Linked DNA regions of Homo sapiens: region 2 is linked to region 1. Evidence: chromatin loops called from intact Hi-C (ENCODE). Cell type or tissue: IMR-90. All regions are shown on one strand. Links, peaks and the distances in the headings refer to the core of each region. The heading gives the core; the rest is flanking DNA. Region 1 has its middle 36 kb from the start of JRKL. Region 2 overlaps C11orf97 (chromosome 11 open reading frame 97).

Region 1 (5,391 bases), core at 163-5,162:
ATTCTATTTGTGTAGTAATCTGAGGAGAATTTACTTCTTTACAATATTAATATTTCACACCCAAGAACATCCACTTAATCAAGATTCTTTTATGTTCCTCTACTTATTTTGTAGTTCTCTTCAAGAAAGACTTGAACCTTTTCATGAGAGTTATTCCTAAATATTTTCTAACTAAATTTTAAAAAGAGTTAAGATCTTGGTAATCCTGTCCTAATTTCTAAATATGGTCTATGTGCTTCAGCTATAGTCTCCTACACAGTGGTTCTTAAGAACTCTAAACCCTGAGATGAGGGGGAAAATCAATTGTACATCAAAATAGTAAATACTTGGTAATGAAGCAGTGTTACAGATTTTTATTCCGTCATTTCTAAATTTTCTTTATCTTTATATTTAAAAATAAGTTTAACATGTGAATGAGAGACCTATCACTTAAGACCCAAAACTCCCACACTTTCCATTTATGTCAATATATTATACATAGGTGTAGGCACCAAAAATTTTTGTGGTTAGTCACCCAAACTAGATTATAAAGGCTTTAATATTTCCCTGCACCTTTTATTCGTTATTCTTCATGGCTCCTAGTACAATATCATGAAAATAGTAAATGCCCAGTTGATGCCTCCTCAAGGAGTTATCAAGTGAATTGAGTGACTAAAGCAGAAGATGGAAAGAACTACAAAATTTGATGTGGCACATCAAAATAACTTGCGCACTGTTTTGTTTTTAAATTATAATTCTTGTAGGCATGTCTATGTCTTCAACTAGACTATAAGTATGTTGTCACTAGGAGCTGTATCTCATATTCCCTTTATGTATTCTCATATTCCCATCAGAACAACTTAGGGACAAATCATGGATTGATTAAAAATAAAACTTCATATGCTAAAGAACCAAAACCACATAAAAATGTCAAAGAAGACAAAATAGAGAATACATCTGCATCCTAAACAAGCATTTTTAGAGCCATTACCCACATTTTAAATAGGCCAAAGTGTCTCAGTCTGAGGAAAAGGATTATAGCAAAGCAAGCATTGTTTTTGGTGGTGGCAGTAGTCTTCACTTTTTGTTATATTAGAAAGTGCAAGACAATAGTCAGGCGTGGTGGCTCACGCCTGTAATCCCAGCACTTTGGGAGGCCTAGGCAGGTGGATCATTTGAGGTCAGGAGTTCGAGACCAGCCTGACCAATATGGTGAAACCCCATCTCTACTAAAAATACAAAAAGTTAGCTGAGCGTGGTGGTGGGCACCTGTAATCCTAGCTACTTGGGAAGCTGAGGCAGGAGAATCGCTTGAACCCAGGAGGCAGAGGTTGCAGTGAGCCGAGATTGTGCCACTGCCCTCCAGTCTGGGCAACAGAGCGAACTCCGTCTCAAAAAAAAAAAAAAAGAAAAGAAAAGAAAAGAGAAGAAAAAGAAAAAGAAAAAGAAAGAAAAAAAAAGTGCAAGAAAGTAACAAGAATGTTTGTCATTTTTTAAAAATGAAACCTCGGCCGGGCGCGGTGGCTCACGCCTGTAATCCCAACACTTTCGGAGGCCGAGGTGGGCAGATCACGAGGTCAGGAGATCGAGACCATCCTGGCTAACACAGTGAAACCCCATCTCTACTAAAAATACAAAAAATTAGCCGGGCGTGGCGGCAGGCGCTTCCCAGCTACTCGGGAGGCTGAGGCAGGAGAATGACCTGAACCCAGGAGGTGGAGCTTGCAGTGAGTCCAGATCGCGCCACTGCACTCCAGCCTGGGCGACAGAGCGAGACTCAGTCTCAAAAATAATAATAATAAAATAAAATAAAAAATGAAACCTCTAGACAATATATTGTAGAACAGATAGATACAAATGCGGGTCATCTCTTTGTTTTTGCTGAGTCTGATAACATTAAGGTGAACACTGAACAGCCATCTGCTAAGTAATTAAACCTGCCGCTTATTAATGTAACTCTTGTATTAGTTCAGCATTGATGAACAATTTAATGGGTTGAGAAATTGCAGATTCAATTTCCTGTGTCACTACTCTCTCGTGTTCCCATAATCAAGTTAGATATGTTTTTACCCAAAACTATGTTAAATCAAAATAGTGTTAAAAAGAAGAGTCAATATTCTGATATACCACAAGATGGGGATGTTACTCCATCTTAAATGTCCCCATTGCCCTGCTCCCGCATCCCAACCCCTGTTTTGTTTCAAGATATTTAAAACTCTCCTGAAGACTAAATTTGGGTTTTCTTTCTCAAAAATTAAGATTTCAGATCATCTATGTTTCCAAATGAAGTTAGAATCAAACCATCTATAAAACAAAATGGAAACAGGGATATCCACTTTAAAATGTGTCAGGGATACACGCTTTAAAATGAGTGTATCTTTGTTTTTCTGCAGATTATATGCATTTGAATTTTGAACGGAGCTTCATGGTGGGCGTGTGTGTGTGTGTGCGTGTGTGTGTGTGTTTTATTCCGCAGGTGCTTGTTATCCTGTCTCTTCATCCACATGAAAGCCTCCTACATAGTAATTTTGTGAGTCCCTGTAATTGTCTCTCCCTTTTAGCTGTGCTAGTTCACATTTGCAACTCCAGTATGAAGTGAGTATGTGTGTTTGCGTTTCTTTGTCTTGTGAACATGTGACTGTGTCATCCTTTGTTTCTATTCTTCCTTATCTCTTCTGTTTTTCCATTTAAAAAAATCTTAATACAGCAAAGGTATCTGGTAGTCTATAATGATGCTAAAAAATTTCTTTCCTTTCACCCACTATGTCTCTCCATAATAGTCACTAAAGGTCTGATTTTTAAAATTAGTTGTTATTATCAAATTGAATTAGGAAATGAGAATATTTTATATGTTTTATATGCTCCCTGGTGTGTCTTGCATGTATGTGTGTATGTTTATTGATTTTTTTATTCCTCTGGGTGCTTTGTATTTAATATAAGAGGGGTTCCTTATTCAATTGTTTTACATACTCCCTGGACACTGACTTAAAAGAAAATCTCCTTTTGATCCATTACGTCAGTCAGAAATCGCTGTTTCCAGGGGAATTTAAATTGGTTTTCTCAGCAATTTATTATTTTATAAGAAGCTTGGCTACCCTACTAATCAAAATTTTATATTCTTATTTAACATGGGATTAAATTGCCTAATTCTACTATCAAATTCATAAAATATTTTCTTTTAAAAAAGTAACTATGTTCTTTCACTCCTATTCAACATTACACTGAAAATCCTAGCTGATAAAACAGGACAAGATAAAGAAATAAAAGGCATAAGATTGAGTAGAATAAATAAAACTGTCTTTGCCCATGGATGACATGAATGTTTAGGTAGAAAATTCCAAAGAATCAACACACAAAAAAACTACAGGAACTAATAAGTGATTATAGAAGGTTTCAGGATACAAGGTTAATATACAAAAGTCAATTACTTTCCTATACCAGCAATGAACAACTGAAATTTGAATCTAGAAACGCAACAACATTTACATTAACACTGAAGAGTGAGAGAAGAAATACTTAGGCATAAACCTAACAAAATATATACAAATCTGTAATAGCAAAACTACAAAACTCTGATGAAAGAAGATTTAAATAAATGGAGTTATTCCATGCTCATGGATAGGAAGACTCAATATTTTCAAGATATCAGTTCTTCCCAGCTTGATCTAAAGTGTCAAGAAAATCTCAACCAAAATCCCAGCAAGTTATTTTGAGAATTGATTATTAAGAGATTCTAAAGTTTACATGAAAAGGCAATAGAGCCAGATTAGTTAGTGCAATGCTGAAGTGGAAGAATGAAGTCAGAGAACTGACACCACATGACTTGGAGATTTACTATAAAGCTATAATGATCAGAACAATGTGGTGGTGGAAAAAGAATAAACAGATAGATCAATGAATAGAGAGCTCAGAAATAGACCCACACAAGTATACTCAACTGATCTTTGACAAAGGAACAAAGGCAATTCAATTGAGAAAGAAGAATATTTTCAACAAATGATGCTGGAACAATGGAACATCTACATGCAAAAAAAAAAAAAGAAGCTAGACACAGACTTTACACCCTTCATAAAAATTAACTCAAATGGTTTCATAAGCTTAATTGTAAAATTAAAGCAATACAACCTCTAGAAAAAAAAAAAAAACAACAACATTGTAGAAAATCTAAGTCACCCTGGGTTTGGTGATGACTTTTTAGATAAAATACCAAACGTATGACTCATGAAAGAAAAAAGTAGTAAGTTGGACTTCATTAAAATTAAAAGCTTCTGTCGGGTGTAGTGGCTCATGCCTGTAATCTCAGCACTTTGGGAAGCCAAGGCAGGCAGATCACTTGAGGTCAGGAGCTCAAGACCAGCCTGACCAATATGGTGAAACACCATCTGTACTAAAAATATAAAAATTAGCCAGGCATGGTGCCACATGCCTGTAGTCCCAGCTACTCAGGACTCTGAGACACAAGAATCACTTGAACCCAGGAGGTGGAGGCTGAAGTGATCAAAGATGGCACCACTGCACTCCAGCCTGGGTGACAGAGCTAGACTCTGTCTCAATAAATAAATAAATAAATAAGTACTTTTACTCTGCAAAAGACACTGTTAATAAAAGGAAACAAGAAGACACAGACTGGGAGAAAATATTTGCAAAACACATATCTAATAAAGGACTGTTATCCAAAATATAACAATAACTCTTAAAACCAGAGACTCAAGGGGGAGAAAGAAAGGGACGTAGGGAATGATGAAGAGATGGTGTGAAAAGGATTTTTAAGCAAGTGAAACCATTGTGTATGATACTCTAATGATAGATGCATGACATTATGTATTTGTCAAAATTCATAAAACTATACAATACAAAGAGTGAATCCTCATGTAAATCATGACCCTTAGTTAATAATAATGTAACAATATTGATTAATTATAACACATATGCCACACCGAGATGTTAATAATTAGGTAAATTGTGGGGAGGAATATGGAAGAGGGGGTATATGAGAACTCTCTGTATGATCTGTATAATTTTTCTATAAACCCAAAAGTGCTCTAAAAGTAAGGGCTATTAATTTTTAAAAAAGGAATGTCACATTTTATACTACCTTTTAATGGCTATTAGTCAAAGTAGCCTTATTAAATTAATTGAAACTCTATTAGAATACTGCTAGTTTCAAAGAAAATTCAGAATAAGGTCCATCCATCTAGATAGTTTAGTCATCCAAGGTAATTTACTACATTTTAAAAGTTTTTATCACAAGACATTTGCATTACCTACTGGATCCAAGATTCTATGATTGGATGGGAAAACTCTAGTAAACATCTCCCTAATATTAAAGATGCAGTTATGGCCATAAATTCCATAAGAATTATGTCTTATGTTAACATAGTCCATCCCACCTAGTCTTAGGCATATATCTTT
Region 2 (5,391 bases), core at 327-5,326, 1.9 Mb after region 1:
ATTTCCCTTTCCTCATTTCCACTGGGAAACAAAGATCCTCTATCGAGAAGAAAAGACAGTACAGGATTCCTCTTCACAGAGGCTGACTGTGTGCTAGAAAGTCTTGTGTAGATAGAAAGTAAAGAAAAAAGTCATGAGTGTAACTCAGAGGATGAACTTCTGTTGTATCCATGGGGGTAAATTGGTTAGGTGAATTGTTACGGTTTGAGTTCCATAATCACATAATATGGCCAAACTAAAAGCAACCCAAGAGAAACAAGTCAAAGGAAGGTTGAGTTTTGATTGAGATCTTTAAACAGAGCATATACCACTGGTTTGTAAACTGTAAAGTCCCCTCAGGGGCTTCAGTGGAAGTCAAGGGCATCAGGGTCTTACTTCTGAGTCCTCCGTGCCTGGAGTAGTACTTGGCTTGTGGCAATAAACTGTTTCTGCTCGGCAGTCCTGGCTTCAAGCCTCCCACAGGCAGATTCCTTTTAATGCTCCAAATCCCTTCCAGGGCCACTGTCAATATTTTTTAAGGCAAGAAAATAATTATTAGCGTATTCTCTTTTTAGCACAGAGTTTTTAAAGTATTTAATTGGTGATTTTTTTATTTATTTGGGTGGGGGTTTATTTGGTTTGACTAATCAAACCACTCAAATCTTTATCATATGTTTAATCTTTTATTCCATTTCATTTATTCAACTATTCTCTATGCAATTAAACCTCTACAGTGCTCTTAGATAATTTAACTTGCCCCTAAATAAATAGATGAATAGAAACATACATAACAAAACAGAGAAGGATCAGAAATAACAGTTAATAAATGGAATTCATTTAGTCAACTTTATCTGATTCTGATTTAATTCCTACAGTAAGAGAAAATATTTCCAAAGATAATAGGACCAAAAATCACTACATTAATTCATCCAATAGTTAATTCATCCAATAGATCCAAGAATCCTCTAAAAGCCACAAACTAGATGCTGTTTAATCTCCCTCTGAAAAAGAGCAACAATAAACTCACTGGATCCTACATTTTAAAAATCATTGCAAAATACCTGGAAAGTGATGTTTGCCCATTGATAATTATAGGTCTTGGGTCCTGATACCTTTCAATAAGGTTTAGCAAAGATTTGCACTTGGTTATCCTCCATATCCTAAAATCACCTGGTTAGGTTTTGAGACTCAGCAAACAAGCATGTGGTGAATGTCTACTGTGTAGAAAACTGCAACTCAAGTCTAGTAAGTTGGTGAATTTGGGTGAGTTGCCATAAGTTGTTTTTCCCATTTCTAACGCTGCAAATATTAATGCCAAATATTCTCCACAGATCCAAGGCTGCCCACTGGCATCCTCACTGATATTTGATCCCTCTCTAAAGGATTCCATAGCAAGTAATTACTAGCAGCATAGTCTCTGGGTTCAGAGGAGATCTGGGTTTTGATCTTAGTTCTACCATATATCAGTTACATGATTTTGACCAAGTTATTTAACCCACTATGTCTTAATTTCCTCATTTTCGAAATAGGGATAATAATATCTACTTGAAGGATTATTGTACGATTTAGATGAGATGGCTGTAAAGTGCTTTGTACTCAATAAATGATAGCTATTTTTGTACAGGGAGAATGATTTTACTATCCAAGCATGGACTAAGATTCCGTGACTGGAGGTACAGTCATTGAGCTGACTTGCCAAGCTGAATGTCAATACTTGCCTCTCCTTTCCCACTCCTGAGTGGAGTAGCTGAAGCTATCTGTCAAGATTAGTTTCTCTCTTCTTCAAAGACCTTCAAGGAAGATTGCACAATCTCCTTCTGTTTAAGACCTTACAAAGTTTAAGCTGTTCCTTCTATCTAACCTAAATCTTCCCCTGCCATTCAAGCCAGTTTCCTCTTCTATCCTGTTCAGAGATAGAAAAGGGCTGCTCCCCAGCCTCTGGATAATAAACTCTCAAATTTAGGAGCCTATGACATTTATTCAATACCCCCAGTGCATGATACCCTGTGGGAGACCAGGGAAATAGATTTGAACTTGTGGTTGACACTTTGTGAAGATCCAGTACGTGGAAAGCAGTATAAAATCAGGAAGCAGAACCGTGCAGACAAATCACATCAAATTAGATGGAAGAATTGTACTAAATGAAGTGTGCTCTTTCAGATGCAATCACAAGAATGTCACAGAGAAAAACACCTGAAATATAAATGCAGATGCCCAGAAATGCATCTGAAACTCTCAAAGCAAAATATGGTTATGCATAAATATTTACTATATTCAGGGATAATGGTTGCAGGAAAAAAAATAGCCCTCCATACATGTGAAGTGATGTTTGGGTGAAGAAGTTACAGAAGGTGATATATTTGACTGGATAAAAGGGGGTCTAGAAAACAGCATGGGTGCTCTCTGAGGCAGCTGCTTCTTTTAAGAGAAACTTTACTCCCTCAGCTCAGGGCATGTGCATTCCAGAAGGAGGAAGGCAGACAAAGCGGGCACGGAGCCAGAAAGACTTCAAGTGTCGACTCCTCTCAACTGAAAAAGAAAAGGGCAGCAGGCACAAGGGGAGAAGCTAGAAGAAAAGAATCAAATCTGTTCTTGAGGCTCAGAATCTTCTAGAGATTCCTCTTCTCTCTTCCCTTCTCATGCCTCCAACACCTTCTACTCAGAAACCTTTATACGTGTATTTTTATACTGAATTTTAAAATGACTAAACCATGCCTTTATGCCCAAAATTTTAGCCAGTAGGACCTGGCCTGGTCTTATAGGGAAGGTAAGCTCACACCTTAAAAATATTTTAGTTCCTTTCAGCTCTCTTTGGATTGTAAATAATGAACATTGGAGCTTGAAAATCCAGTTTAGAGCCATATCGTCTGTACTTCTCTTGTGCAAGCAAGGTCAGAGTTTGACTACAGAAAGAAAAATATAAGTAATTTTAATTTATGTCTGGTGACTCCTAGGCTCTATAATTGTCTTGGCAAGCCTTTGGTGTCTAGTAAATTCCTCCTATATTTTGGGTGCAGAAGACATTTTAATTGAATGAAATAATGAATAACTGGTGTCTAGTAAATTCCTCCTATATTGTAGGTACAAAAAACATTTTAATTGAATGAAATAATGAAATATATCCACATTTGCTTGGCAACATTTTGCACTTTCTAAGCTTGTACTTAAGTAGTAAATAAACTGGATTCAAAATTAAGTTTACATGTATTAACGCACATGTAGACACTCATTAATGTATCTGGCAATACATTTCTGAAATTCTTTGGAAAAGGAAGTGTTGTGTAAGGGGAAGATTAATAAGTTCAGTAATCAAATTTTTCATGACTACTATAACCTCTGTAGGTTTTAGCCAGAAAAATACAAAAGACCTTGCAACTTGAAAACATTAAATTAATACATCACTTTATTTCTGCAAAGTCCTTTATAGAATAGAAATGCAGAAATAGTTTTAAAATAAACAATACAATAAATGCACTATTTCCATAATGAATGTCTCATAAGCCTACATTTTTCTTTTCTTTCTTTTTTTTTTTTTTCTTTTTTTCTTGAGATGGAGTCTTGCTCCATCATCCAAGCTGAAGTGCAGTGGTGAGATCTCGGCCCACTGCAACATTCGCCTCCTGGGTTCAAGCAATTCTCCTGCCTCAGCCTCAAGAGTAGCTGGGACTATAGGTGCACACTACCATGCCTGGCTAATTTTTGTATTTTTAATAGAGACGAGGTTTCACCATGTTGCCTGGGCTGGTTTTGAACTCCTGACCTCATGTGATCGGCCTGCCTTGTCCTCCCAAAGTGTTGGGATTACAGGCATGAGCTACTGAGCTCAGCCAATTCTACATTTTTCTTTTTGAAAAGTTGTAAAGAAAGGAAAATCTTCAGGAAATCACTGAGAATACATGAATGATGGACATTAGCTAAATTCTTCCTTATCCAGAAAGTTCTATAAGTTGCCCAAATTCCATTCTATCTGATTAAAAGATCTGATGAGAAAACTACACTCCCTTTTTTTTTTTTTTTTTCAGGATGAGGTTAACCTTTTCAAGTAGACACAGGTTCTTTGCCCTTATCTGATAGGAATGCAGAAAGCCTCTGAAACCTGTTTTTACCTCAAATTTGAACCTGGAGGCTAAACTGAAACTGAACCTACAGAAAACTAGTAACATTTCTTTTTTTTAACTGAATAGAACACTACTTGCTACTAAATCAATTTCAAATCTCTGTTCCTCTCCGAAGGCATAATCTTATGTTTTAAAGAGAGATAGAAGAACCCAATGGCTAATAGCAACAACATCAGCTTCTGACAAACCTGCATCCAAGTATCAGTGTGACATTGGACAAGTCACTGCATCCCCCTGAGCCTCAGCTTCAAGTTCTTCAAAATGTGAATTAAAAGAGCATATATCTCACTGGGTTATTGCAAGAATTAAAAGAGATTATTTGCAAAAAATTTATCACGTGCAGAAGAAACTCTGCAAATGATAACCATTATTACTATTATTATCACCATAATTCCCAACATCAACATCATCATATAAAAAGACATCCCTACCTCTCAACCCAGCATCCAGTGCTTCTAACTCAGCCCATGTATCAACACATCAGGAGCCTACAAGGAATCAAAAGTCCACAGAAGGGAGGACAAGAGGCCTGTTAGCCCATTATTTCTATTGTCACTGATGGCATTCCCTAGACCCAAGTATAGAGTGCAAAGTAACAACCACGTGAGACACCTTGTCCATTTCAGTGTCTTCACAGCCCTTATTAACTATAGTCACAATATGACCACAAGAACAAGTAGCACAGTTCATTCAGATAAGAGCCCCAGTCTGAACAACTATTTCTCCTGTGTCCCGCTAGCTATGCAACCAACGGTATCCCAAAAGAAATATAATGTTCATTCTATTCAACATCCATAAAACTCAATTTCTGAATCTTTTGATTTTTTACCAATTTCATTCAGCCAAAGGAGAAGAGAAAAAGCACAGAAATGACCCCACAGCTTCAGGGTACTTCCATAATTGTCACTGTCAACTCATTCAAAAATAAAACGTGCTATAATTTAAGTTGTTTACTTCCAGGACAGATCGCCCTCTTAATAGACTCTTCAATAAGTTCAATAAATAGCCCAGTATTGCAGTATTTTATCTATGGTTAAGGAAAATCCAATCTGGACTCTTACTGAAATCTCACCTTCAACAATCAATTACTTTGTTGTCAGAGTATGTGGAGTTGATTGTCTTAAAATTCAAACAAACCCAGCTAATTCATACATAGCTACAAATATGCTTAGATCCATGCATATATGTTGGGGTCCCTAGAATTTAGACAGGCTTGGGAATATCTACAAAACAGTATGTAGCGTTTATCCAAAGTCACAAATTCAAATATACATAGGAAGAGGCCAGGCAGGTA

Evidence for each region. Peaks named below come from ENCODE experiments on the same cell type or tissue, not always from the same donor. Only the 100,000 strongest peaks of a DNase experiment are listed, where the experiment ranks them.
Region 2: it touches region 1 in a loop (16-fold over the local background); 14 of 110 quality-filtered maps call a loop at or near these places.

Annotation. Positions count from the first base shown.
Region 1 is chr11:96,423,705-96,429,095 of GRCh38, reverse strand. No RefSeq gene overlaps it. Among named protein-coding and RNA genes, the nearest start is that of JRKL, 36 kb to the right of the region's middle. RefSeq lists a silencer at 1,271-1,483. In IMR-90, for the core only: a CTCF peak has its summit at 2,118; a DNase peak (open chromatin) is centred at 2,135.
Region 2 is chr11:94,523,194-94,528,584 of GRCh38, reverse strand. It overlaps C11orf97 (chromosome 11 open reading frame 97), which reads right to left. Exons shown (of 4, transcript NM_001190462.2): 3 at 376-501. Among named protein-coding and RNA genes, the nearest start is that of C11orf97, 13 kb to the right of the region's middle. In IMR-90, for the core only: no CTCF peak of the experiment used is centred there; a DNase peak (open chromatin) is centred at 2,474.